Regions from separate parts of the Mus musculus genome. Here region 2 is linked to region 1. A link is a contact called in ENCODE POLR2A ChIA-PET data. All regions are on one chromosome and are shown on one strand. The core of a region is the stretch at or near the end of the contact, and the rest is flanking DNA. Distances in the headings are between cores, read along the strand shown. Region 1 holds the start of Etv5 (ets variant 5). Region 2 holds the start of Eif4a2 (eukaryotic translation initiation factor 4A2).

Region 1 (5,891 bases), core at 1,126-3,625:
AAAGTATACTTTCTTCACACACACACACACAATTCTTTATTTAAACCCAAACCGTCTGTCCAAACAGGTGTGTATACCTGAAATGACACAGCATCTCCATGGCAACCTACAAAGATTAGCTGCCATCTACTCAATTTCTAAAATAAAACATCTATAAAAATGAGAGATAAAGGAAATTCAGTTCCACTGCACATATTTAAACATTTCTACCAAAAGGCCAAAAAAAAAGGAAAAGAAACAGAAAAACAAAACACCGTCATTGAAATCTTTCAATGCAAAAATATCCATGAAAAGAAAACTCCCTGTTCTACAATGACCTCAAATCTTCAACAAAATCAGTCAACCACTGGTAAGAGCTGGGCTTGGAACTAAATCAAGAGGGGAGACACTTTTCTAGCGTGGGAGGAATTAGCTAGCAAGTTTAGGTGTTACCTTCCTAAACACTTAATTTTCCAAATAAAAACTCAGGTCAAAATAATGGGGGCATAACAAGTATTTATTCACCTCAGGTCTGAATAACAGACAGGCCTAACTAGCATTTTCTTTTAAGTTGTACACAAACTAGGGAACACTTTTCACAGTAACCATTTCCATCTGACTTGTTTTTCACGCTGTGAGCACCATATCAAATTTTCATAAGTGAGCAGGATACAAGAAAACCCTTCACAGCCAGCACTTGGCCCAAGTAATCAGATATTTTCAAAGTCAAAGGAAAGAGAGTTCGCAACTTCCTAGAAAAACACTTCTGCCAGCTTGCCTTCCTTCCACACAGTGCAAACATCGTTCAGAATGAGGCCTCTCTTGAATGTCACCAACCAGGACCCAAATCTGAGAATCTTTAGTAGACTGTGGAGAAGAAAGAATTCTGTGCTGTATTTTTAAAAATTTTGACTAAGTTGTGGCCTCAGAAATTCTTAAATGTCTGTTGTGGGTTAAGAGAACAACGTGTAGGAAAACCAGAGGATAAAATATTTTTAGAAGCTCATGATGCGCAAAAAAATATCCTTTGAAAAAAATCGGTAAAAAGAAACTTCCCTAAGAGATTCCAAAAGCAGCAGCAAGGATCTTCTAAGCAGCCCTTCGAGTTCAAGAGCTGGAAACGTCGTGTTCAAAGTATCTTTTAAAAGCCTGCAGGGAAGGCTTCGGTTCATCCTGGAGTTTAAACCACTTCCTTTGTGTCGTCGTAGTCGCTCCCCCCCCCCAGCCCCCAAATCCAGGGTGCCCCCAGGAAAACTTTAACTGGGCGCAGCGACCGGATCGAGGCCCCTCCCCGTGGCGCGCAGCGAGCCTGGTTTTATGAATGGGAGATGGAGCCGCGGCCGCCACCGCAGGTAGAGGCTGTAACTGGATCCCTCGCGCCCGGCCCCATTCACAAAACAAGACACACTTCCACCCAATTCCCAGCCTTCCCATTCATGAAAACTCCTTCAGCTGCGCCCCCGCCCCCACTCCCAACGCACGCTTAGCCTCCGACGCAGGCCCCTCACCCCAGCGTTTTAGGAAGAAAGCTCAATGCTTCATTCACAAAAAAAAAAAAAAAAAAGGGAGAAAAAAAAAAAAGCCTCAGAGCTCAGAGCCCAAGAAAGAAACCTGCTTCATTCATAAAGTCACCCACATTCAGAAAACGAGGTGCAGCGCTGGCCGATACCAGCAGCCTCATTTGCTCCTGATCACACATGCCGCCTCCCCTCATCACCCCCTACTTAATCAGTACCCCCTTTGCGGGGGAGACCCCGAATCATTCACGAGGTTCCAGCACACTCTCGGCAGCCTCGGAACCGGTTCTCTCTTCCCCCAGGCCGTGGCTCAGGCGGCCCCAATACCCTCAGCCCTAAGAGGAGGGAGTGGGGGGCTGCGGGCCCGCTGCCCAGTCTCCAACTTGCCAGGCCTGCAGAAGTTCGGGCAGATCCTGCACCCTCAGGCTGCACATGTCGGTGTCATTTAACTCTCGGGGTTCTGAAGCAGAACCCCTGAAACTGCTGCTCGCCTCCCCCCACCCCCCATATTAAGAGTCGCGGAGCGTTTCTTCTCGCGAGCCTCCCAGGGCCCTCGGGGGCCCACAACTTCGCGCCCCGCACCCCGTTCTTGCACCCCGCTTCTGTAGCCTGAGCCGGGCACCCCGCTCCCTGCACCCGCTCCAGCACCCCGGGTGCCTCCTCCGCGGCGTGCGGAAACCCGTTCTCCGCTCGCTCCGGAACCGCTAGCCGCCCCCGCCCGAAGCCTCCCAGGAACCGAACCGAACCGGGCCTCGGGGGGAGGGGGCGGCTAGCTCCGGGAGTCACCCCAAGCACGCCCAACTGAGGACCCAGAACCAGTCCGCACCTGAGCGGCCACTCCGCGCGCCCGCCTGCGCGCCTCCGTGGCGGGCTGGGCCGCAGCGATCGGGGATGAAGACCGCTCTGCGCGCCGGCCTCCGGACTCTGCGCCGCCCTGCAACCCGCTGCAGCACTGGCCCGGCCCCCGCCGGCTCCGCCCGCCGCCATTGGCCCGCAGCCCAGAGCACACACGTCCCCATTGGTCGGCGGCCATCCCCGCGGCTGCCCATCACCTCTTGTTTACCCTGTCTTCAGGCAAATCCAGCTGGGCCGCCCCATCATCTGCGGCGCCCATTGGCTAACGGTCGGCCTCCCTCAACGCCCTCAGAGGTCTGTTTTACATAATTTATGCGCTGGGCGCCATTGACCAATCAGCACCGGCTTGTTTATATAATGAATGTAAGGACGTTTTTCATTCATAAAAAACGCGACCTGAGGGGGAAGCTTAGCTGAGTCAGTGAAGCTCTTAAAGGGGCCACTCGCGAAGTTCCCCCTGGCCTCGGCCTGCACCGCTCCTCCCGCCACCCCCGCGCGGGGCCGCTTGGCGCCAGGCGTTCGCAGCTGCAGCAGCGAGCTAAGTTATCATTTTAGAACTCAGGCGAGAGGAATTCGTCATTCCACACACAGAAACTCGCTGACCCTGCCTGGGCGTTCGGCCCATAGAAACACAAAAAACGGAAACCGAGCCCTCTAATCTTAGCTACCTTGAAGAGAAGCCTTAATTTTTTTTTTAAACCAGGTTTCCAGTGGGAAAAAAAAGTAGTTACCTTCCTTTAAAAACCTGAGCTTTTCCAGATCTTAGTGATGTACCCATGTTGCCAAAGCCTAAGGCCCGACCCGATCGCGTCTTCTCGGGCTAATAATTGCCTCTGAGCTCTACAGGCAAGAGGCTACAGCCAGAAACCCGGTTCGTGGATCGCACCGGGCCGGTAGAGGGCCTTGGAAGCACAAATCCCTTTGAAACGTGCGTGCAGTTAGACCGCTTGCTTCTCTCCCGGGCTGCTTGTTTTCCATTTAAGTGTTGAATGCAAGATGGTGTGTTTGCGAATTAGATCCCGTGCAGCTGGGAACCGGGAGAAGCAGTGTTGCTTGCCAAAGGATCGGGCATTGACTGCAGTTGTTGAGATTCTTAACAGGGTGTTCCAGGAAACAAATAAAACAATCCTCTGCCCCTTCCAACTCCTCGTCCTGCTCCTGCCACCGACAATGGCCGTTCTCTTCTTTTCCCAAGGACGCTAGGGTGCTTGTGAACGAGTTCTGTTCTCTACTAACCGGGCAGCAAGGTGTCAGCGTTTGGAGAGTTGAGCCTCAGCAAAGCGGGTCCCAAGTTGTTACCCTAAGGGTGCCCAGTGCCCCACAGTGAAACACGTGGTGTGGATTTCTAGTCCGCGGCCTTTCCCCCCTAAGCTTGTGGATCAGAGCTGGTACTTGGTGTGTTGATTACAGTCCTTGACCAGTTTGAATGCTGGGATGAGACCTGCACCCAGGTTCAGTGGGCTGAGTTATCGGTTTTGCCGGAGACTGGGAAGGGCACCAGTTGAAGTGTGGGCAGGTGCTTTGAACTTTTAACGAGCAGTTCCTTGATATTTAATTTCCTGCCTGAGCACAGTGCTTCCCTTAGCTCCTATTCTAGTTGGTGGCTATAGAGTTTGTCCTCTTGTACCCGTGTTCCCAGCTTGTTTCTGACGTCCTGAAGGCTTTCAATTCAGCAAGGCCCACACTAGTTCCAGATCCTCTCTCACCGGCTTGGTCCCATCACCGCCATCCCTCCCTGTTCTCATCCCAGGCCAACCTCCTGCCTGGTTGAAATTTCTTCAAGAATTTCCTACTCCCCTTTGCTTAATTGTCTCAGATCCCAGTCCTCTAAAAGTTCTGTGGCTTGCTGTATCAGCTCCAGTGCAGGCCTCTTCACAGTGGTTCCTTCACATTCCTTACACTCCACGCCTGGAGTGTGGCTGTTGTGACCTTTGCCTCAGACCGAAGCTCTCCATTCCTCCTTGAGAAGAGAAATTTGAAAGTGTGTAGCAATAAACAGGGGCTAACTGGAATGAGGGAAAGTATTGTGTGTCATACTTGATTTATGTATTTGTTACTCTTTGAGACAGGACCTTGATACGCAGCCGGTTTGGCCTGGAACTCACTATGTAACCCAAACTCACCTCCAGCTAGTTGTCTATTCTTCCCCTCCTCCTAGGTGTTGAGAAGGCAGTCATGTGCCCAGGAGTCCTGGGTAGTTATGGTAGTTTGGGAAGATCATTGAGAACTTGCCTAGAAGGCACAAAGTCCTGGGTTATAGACCCAGCACCACAGAAAAGAGAGAAGTTGATAGCCACAGTATCATATGTGGGGAATTATGCTTCATTAAAGCTATTGGTAACTAATAACTTAGTCATCCAGCAAACATTTAGGATGTACCAGATATTCAGCCAGATCCTGTGCTGGGCTATAAATAAATAAATAATAAATAAATAACATAGAGATGAATGATCTCCAGGGGTTGCCTTGGGCAGCCCGTAGTCACACAGCCCTCCACAGTCTAGCTATGTCCCCACAGTGAGGCAGTGAGAAGACATTCATCACTATTAATATCTCCATTCTACAAATGAGAAACTGAGGTGCGACAGGAGTCCCACCCAGCAAGGACATCCGAACAGAGTCCAGAGGCCAAAATGGCTTCCACTCCTCTCTTGCTTCTCTATCCCCATTCACATCCCACTGTCTTTCTCTTGTTATCTCTGCCAGATAGGAGAGTTAAGGGTAATACGAGAAGTTTCTAGTCTAATGCGCTGGATCTCCGCTCCTAAGAACATATTTACATAGGGGATTTGTAGAACAAGTGCTCTAATTATCATTCCTTCCCCTCCAGGAGAGAAACAGTTTTGGAAAAGGAAACAAAAAGAGGCCCACCCCCTGGGACATTCTTCTTGTGTCAATCTAGCCTTTGTCCTTGGGCAGTAGCAAAACTCGGTCACAATGAGAAACTAGACGCCTGTTCTTCACCAAGTTCAGTTTGCAGCGTCAGTTAGAGGAGGCAATGAGGGCGAGGGGAAGGGAGGAAAGGAGGCCCCAAGCCTGGCTGCTTGCCTCCTTTTACAGGTCTGCTTTCTACATGGCCCCTACAAAATGCCAAAGCAAGCTAGAGTGTAAGGCCCACAACCCACCTTTAAGCTGGTATCCAAACTGATGGACGTGCTCCGGTTGTCCCTATATCGCCTTGTGCCTCCTGTTTCACTATGGCAAGTGTGGCCCTGGGGTGCGGGGACATAACCAAGGATGTGAAGACAAACACTAAATGGGACAGAGATGTTTTCTTCAAGGGAAAGGTCAAGAATTCAGTCTTATTTTCTAAGATTTAGGAAGAAGTGCCCTGAGGCCTGAAAGAAAAAAAGAAAATATTCCACCGTCTGTGTCTCTTTAAACAAATCGGTGTCCTGTTGCTCCTTCCAGCCAGGGGATAGTGAGGTCCCACCGTTACTAGAAACTTCCTCTGTTCAGTTCCACATAAACAGCATTATTTCAGCCTGTAACCCTCTGCGCATGCACCATAACGATCACCTCTATAGGTGAAGAAACTGA
Region 2 (5,891 bases), core at 1,834-4,333, 670 kb after region 1:
GTGTCAAGTTGACACACAAAACCAGATAGTTTAGGCTGTGAACTTATTAAACAATAAACATGAGTAGTAAAATAGGTCTGAGCCAGGTGTGGTGACACACGCCTTTAATCCCAGCACTGGGGAGGCAAAGGCAGGTGGATTTATGAGTTTGAGGCCAGCCTGGTCTACAGAGTGTGTTCCAGGACAGCCAGGGCTATACAGAGAAACCCTGTCTCAAAAAAACAAACAAAAACAAAAACAAAAAGGTCTGAAAATATACATAAACAAAATTTTGTGGACCAACTGATTATGAAACTGCTGTTTCATTTTTGTTATTTTACTTTTATTTTATTTTGCTTTTGTGTATGGATGTTCAACAGTGGCTGGCCTAGAACTTTTTATTTTAGAGCAGGCTAGCTTCCAACTCAGAGTTTCACCTGCCTCTGTCTTCCAAGTGCTGGAATTAAAGGCATGTGCTGTGCAAGGCTCTATTTAATTTTTGGTGTTTTTTTTTTTTTTTTTTTTTTTCCGAGACCGGGTTTCTCTGTGTAGCCCTAACTGTCCTGGAACTCACTCTGTAGACCAGGCTGGCCTCTTTTTGTTTTTGTTTTTGTTTTTCGAGATAAGGTTTCTCTGTATAGCTCTGACTGTCCTGGAACTCACTCTGTAGAACAGGCTGGCCTTGAACTCAGAAATTCACCTGCCTCTGCCTCCCCAGTGCTGGGATTAAAGGCGTGTACCACCATGCCCCGTATTTGTTTTGTTTTTAAGCAGTATTTATGTATTTCAGGGGGCTCTTGCCCATGCTCTAGCCCAGGTGCACCTTGAACTTGTGATTCTCTTGGCTCTGCCTCTTGAGTAGGTAAAATCACAGGCCTGTGGCTTGGTTAAGATTTTTTTTTTTTAATTACCATTTGTAGTATAACTGGTCTCACACATTCCAAGATTATTAAGGAACATTTATATTTATATAAACATTCATTCATTTACTTTTGAGATACAGTTTCTCTGTGTAGCCCTGGCTGTTCTGGAATTTGCTCTGTAGGCCAGGTTGGCCTCAAATTCAGAGATCCCACTGCTTGCACCTCTACCTCTGCCTCACAAGTGCTGGGGTTAAAGGCTTGCACCACCACTGCCTGGCCACTAAGAGTATTTATAGTTAACTTTGATAAGGCTACTTTCAGATGATAGCTGAGTATCCTTATATTGGTGTCAACTCCATCTATACAGACTTACAAAACCTTAAGAATCTATGCTTTATTTTTAGCTCATGAGTTACTTGGTGCTATTTATGCTGTGAGAACAGGATAAGCACAGTGTTTACTGGAAACACCTCATGGGGGATGGAGACTTTGATTTATTATCTTCTAATTTATTATTATTATTATTGTCATTTTTTTCCAAGACTGGGTTTCACTATGTACCTCTGACTGTCCACTATGTAGACCAGGCTGGCCTTGAAACTCATAGAGATCCATCTGCCTCCATGAGTGCTGGGATTAAAGACATGTGTGACCATACTCAGACTATACTTTTTAAATACAAAATGTCTTCCACAGTTATAGTCTAAAGGTTAGCCTTAAATATTTCCTCTTAAGGGACTTAGGAAAATCCTCAGGGCATGTAATGACAGTACTAACCATAACGAAAACATCTGTTAGGCACATGTAGTCTTCCTCAGAAAAACTGAACTTTGTTGAGTTTCTTAGATCAGGAAGTATTATTTATTTTTATTTTTATGGCAACTTTGAAAGAGACTCTACACAGGATGGCCAATCCATTTTGTCACTCACTCACTTGTCCCTTGAGGCAAGGTCTCATTATATAGCCCTTGCTGGCCTGAACCCTCTAAGACTTGCAGGGATCCACGAGCCTCCACTTCCTGAGTGCTAGGGTTAAAAGTCCATGTCACCACACCCGGTCTCTATTTTGTCATCATTTTGTAACAGTTTCTGACACAATAACTTCCAAATAAGTACAGGTTTTATTTTTGAGTAAGGATAGCACATAGGGCTGGCAAGATGATTCAATGCTGGCCTTAGGGCATGCTGACCTAAGTTCCATCCCCAGGACCCACTTGTGGGATCCAAGTAGTAGGAGACGAATCAACTCCTAAGAGTCGTCCGTTGACTTCCACGCGCTGAGGTGCACACTCAATAAATAAACAAATACAATTTAATCTAATTTAATCTTTTTAGAGCCAAATACTTTTCGTAAATTACCAAACTGAGCCTTTTCCTTCTCTGGTTAGTCAGTCTTTGGTCTTCTGAATTAATGAGAAAAATTTTTGAGTGTTCAGGATACTTTCATATTTTAAAATTCAAGGATTAAATATCTTATATTTTTTTGCAAGGGGCTCGAGTTGTGGCTGACTGGAAACGTCTAGGCTTATGCAGCCATGCAAGTTTATTACGAGCAATACGAACTATATTGTCTCAATTTCAGTAAGGCAATATTAGATGATTAAAATCGTTTTTGTTTTTTGTTTTTGTTTTGTTTTACCAGAAGAGACAATCAGCTCTTGAAGTGCTAGGGCTGAGTCTGCCAGAAGCACCCATTTACATTTCTGTGTTACAAAGAATGACAGGTCCTTTGCACAAGTTGGTAGTGATTCTATCAGTCATTTCTCGCACCTGTTAGGTTGAAATTATTAGCATTATTTTTTAAGCCAGAGCTGAAGACGACCGACCAGAAAGAGATGAAAATCGAATCACCACCCTAGGGACATCTGTTAATGATACTACACACTGTGCTTCTCGTCTTACAAAAATAGAACTGCAAACTGGATTTCCTAGGATGTGCTGGGTGGCCGACATTTTCCGTGGCAGGGGTTTCACACGTTCCAGATCTGAATGGATATTAAATGGCTGGGCGAAATGCCAGGTAGCCCTTTCCTGTCACATTAAACAGCAGTGAGAACGGGCGGGGTAACCCTATTCTGTTCCGGCACGGAACGCGGTGGCTCGGACCAAGGGCACGCTGACGCGCAGGTAGCCCGGAGCTGCGTCCTGGAGACGCCGCCCGCCAGCGAACAGCGCCACCGGCTTCCGCCCTAAGCGCCCAGGGCTCCGCCGGCCTCTGCGGCAGGGCCGCGGAAACCCCGTAGGAGCAGGGCGGCCGAGGAGCGCGGCGCGCGGTCGCGCTGCTGCAATATTCTTCCGCCGAAAGCAAAGAGTCCCAGACCCGTTCCCGATTCGTGGATCTCCGGGAACGCTGTAATACCAAGTAATAGTGAAATGTGGATTTTGTCATCGACTCCTGTAGGGCTTCACCTCCGGTAACAAACTCCAGGAGTACAATTTTGTGGCTTCCGAAAGGGGAATAAGGAAATTCCTCCGCGAGAAACGGGTTCCGGCCGCGAGCCTATAAAAAACGGGCGGCGCCGTCCGCCTGTCTTTTCAGTCGGGCGCTGAGTGGGTTTTCGGATCATGTCTGGTGGCTCCGCGGATTACAACAGGTACGGCGCTCCCGGGGCGGCCGGTGGCCTGTAGTCAAGGTCACTAGGACCCGCGTTGAGGTGGGTTGCTTGGCGGCCACACTGCAGGTATGCGGGCTTTTTCTTAGGGCACACACTTCTCCTTGTGCCCTTCGAGAAGCTTCCATGATGGTAAGACTCCAGATGTTGGGGAGACAGGACGGATACAAGAACGGAGTATTAAGGATGCCCTTTCTTAGGACACATTGTGACATCTTGGCTGCTGCCCCTCCCCGTACGGGATATGGCAAGCGGAGCCGTGGCGCAGACTGCTTAGGGGCGGGTAACCGGGACCCGAAGGTTTATTGGCGGCCAGTGGCGCGAGCTGGCGTTCTTAGGGTTCTGTCGAGATGGGAGATTGGACGGCCAGGGGACGATCACCCTGGACCGTGAAACGGAGCGACGGAGCCGTTGGCATGGACCTGCCTGGGCCTTTCGGCGTCAATCACGCCGGCTTGCGCAGAGTTAGGGGCGGAGCTCGGCGCGCGGAGCACTCGCGAGAGCTTCGCTTCCCAAGCGGGAGGGCCTGGTCCTAGGGCACTGAGTAAAGGGGCGTCTATACTTAGGGGTCCAAGTCCCAAGCTGTTGGGGAGGGCGAATGGCGCTTCGCAGCATTGCGGCCGGTTTTGAGGCGTTTTCAGCAGAGCACAGGGGCGCGGAGGGGAATGAGGTACGGGGTGGAAGGGCCCTTTAAGGGTCTCTGCGTGGCTTGGAAGCAGTATGTCTAACTGCAGTGTTGTTGTCAGCAGAGAACATGGCGGCCCAGAGGGAATGGACCCCGATGGTGTCATCGAGGTAAGGAGTGGGTGTGGACGTTAAAGGTTTGGAAAGGTACATTTTTTTTTCATGTCTTATTCATAGTTTCATTATTAACTTACAGAGCAACTGGAATGAAATTGTTGATAACTTTGATGATATGAATTTAAAGGAGTCCCTTCTTCGAGGCATCTATGCATATGGTTTTGAGAAGCCTTCAGCTATTCAGCAAAGAGCTATTATCCCTTGTATTAAAGGTAAAACTCTATTGCCGTTAGGATAAGTGCTCTGCACATACATGGACCGGAAAAGGGAAAGTGACCTTTGGGGAAGTACTAGCACCTGATTGTATTCCTTAAAGTGAAATGATGGCAAATCATCTTTCGGGACTGACCTGAAATGAAGAGAATACTCTTGCTGATCACTTATGTGGGCGTAACTTTATGTTCCAACTGGAATACATGGTGTATAGTAGAAGTAACGATTTGATGTGGGATCGGTAAATATGTATCCTACTTTTTTTAGGGTATGATGTGATTGCTCAAGCTCAGTCAGGTACTGGCAAGACAGCCACATTTGCTATTTCCATCCTGCAACAGTTGGAGATTGAGTTCAAGGAGACCCAAGCACTAGTATTGGCCCCCACCAGAGAACTGGCTCAACAGGTATTGATAGTGTAGTTCAAAAAACTGCTTGCGTGTTGCATAGGTTTCAGGTTTCACAACTGTGAAGAATTTAAAATTAAAACGTATAAATTGTCCTAGTCCTGTGAGAGCCCCCATTTTAATTGTCCATGCATGCAGGGAGTTTTGTTGAAAGCTAAGCAGGAAATGGGTATTGTAGGTATGACTTTAGGGATTGATTGCACCTCAACAGTTAAACCCATAGGTTTCTCAGGGTGGATTATATCTGTACCCATTTAAAATTTGGAATGCAGTTGTGCAACATGAAAACTGCAGTGACATGTTAAACATTTGACTGTCTCAGTAGTTTGTGATGCATCTGTTGCATGCTATGTTTTCAAAGCACTGCTATATTGGCTTTGAAGTAATACTTCCTGATGAAGCTGCAAGCTTTATTCGGGTCAAGATTATAAGGCTCAGTGCCTTGTGGGAAAAAATACCAATATTTGCCCTTAAAAGCATTTCACTACACAGTGGAGAATGTAGAAATTGATTATTTACGTTCCTAGTTGGTGTTTGAGGTAACAAGGTCCCAAGTTTAAAAAGAGGAGGGAGCATTAAGTTTAAGGTGAATTTTAAGCTTGAAATTAGTAAATTTTGTGCTATGCATGCATAAAAGCTGTTGGCATATATAATAGTGCAATTATGCCTTTAAGCTTAGTCTTAGACCTAGGTTTTATAGAATAACTACCATTTTTGGCTTTTAGATCCAAAAGGTAATTTTGGCTCTTGGAGATTATATGGGAGCAACTTGTCATGCTTGCATTGGAGGAACAAATGTTCGAAATGAAATGCAGAAGTTGCAGGCTGAAGCCCCTCACATTGTTGTTGGTACTCCAGGGAGAGTGTTTGATATGCTAAACAGAAGATACCTTTGTAAGTAGTGAATCTTAATGGTCCTTCTTATCAAAAGGTTATGAGAACTTGGTGATGCAGTATGACTTTCTTATTAACAGCTCCAAAATGGATCAAAATGTTCGTTTTGGACGAAGCAGATG

What was found. ChIA-PET counts read pairs that join two places held with the same protein, here RNA polymerase II (POLR2A).
Region 2: POLR2A ChIA-PET joins it to region 1 with 13 read pairs in Patski. The contact joins the promoter of Eif4a2 here to the promoter of Etv5 in region 1. POLR2A ChIA-PET finds 5 or more read pairs at or near these places in 2 of 5 experiments (Patski and embryonic stem cell).

Annotation. Positions count from the first base shown.
Region 1 is chr16:22,437,195-22,443,085 of GRCm38, forward strand. It overlaps Etv5 (ets variant 5), which reads right to left and starts at 2,376. Exons shown (of 13, transcript NM_023794.2): 1 at 2,323-2,376.
Region 2 is chr16:23,104,385-23,110,275 of GRCm38, forward strand. Eif4a2 (eukaryotic translation initiation factor 4A2) reads left to right here and starts at 3,084. Exons shown (of 11, transcript NM_013506.3): 1 at 3,084-3,436; 2 at 4,204-4,249; 3 at 4,335-4,467; 4 at 4,736-4,875; 5 at 5,601-5,769; 6 at 5,850-5,891. The coding sequence starts at 3,408. It overlaps Snord2 (small nucleolar RNA, C/D box 2), which reads left to right and starts at 4,569; the gene lies at 4,569-4,636.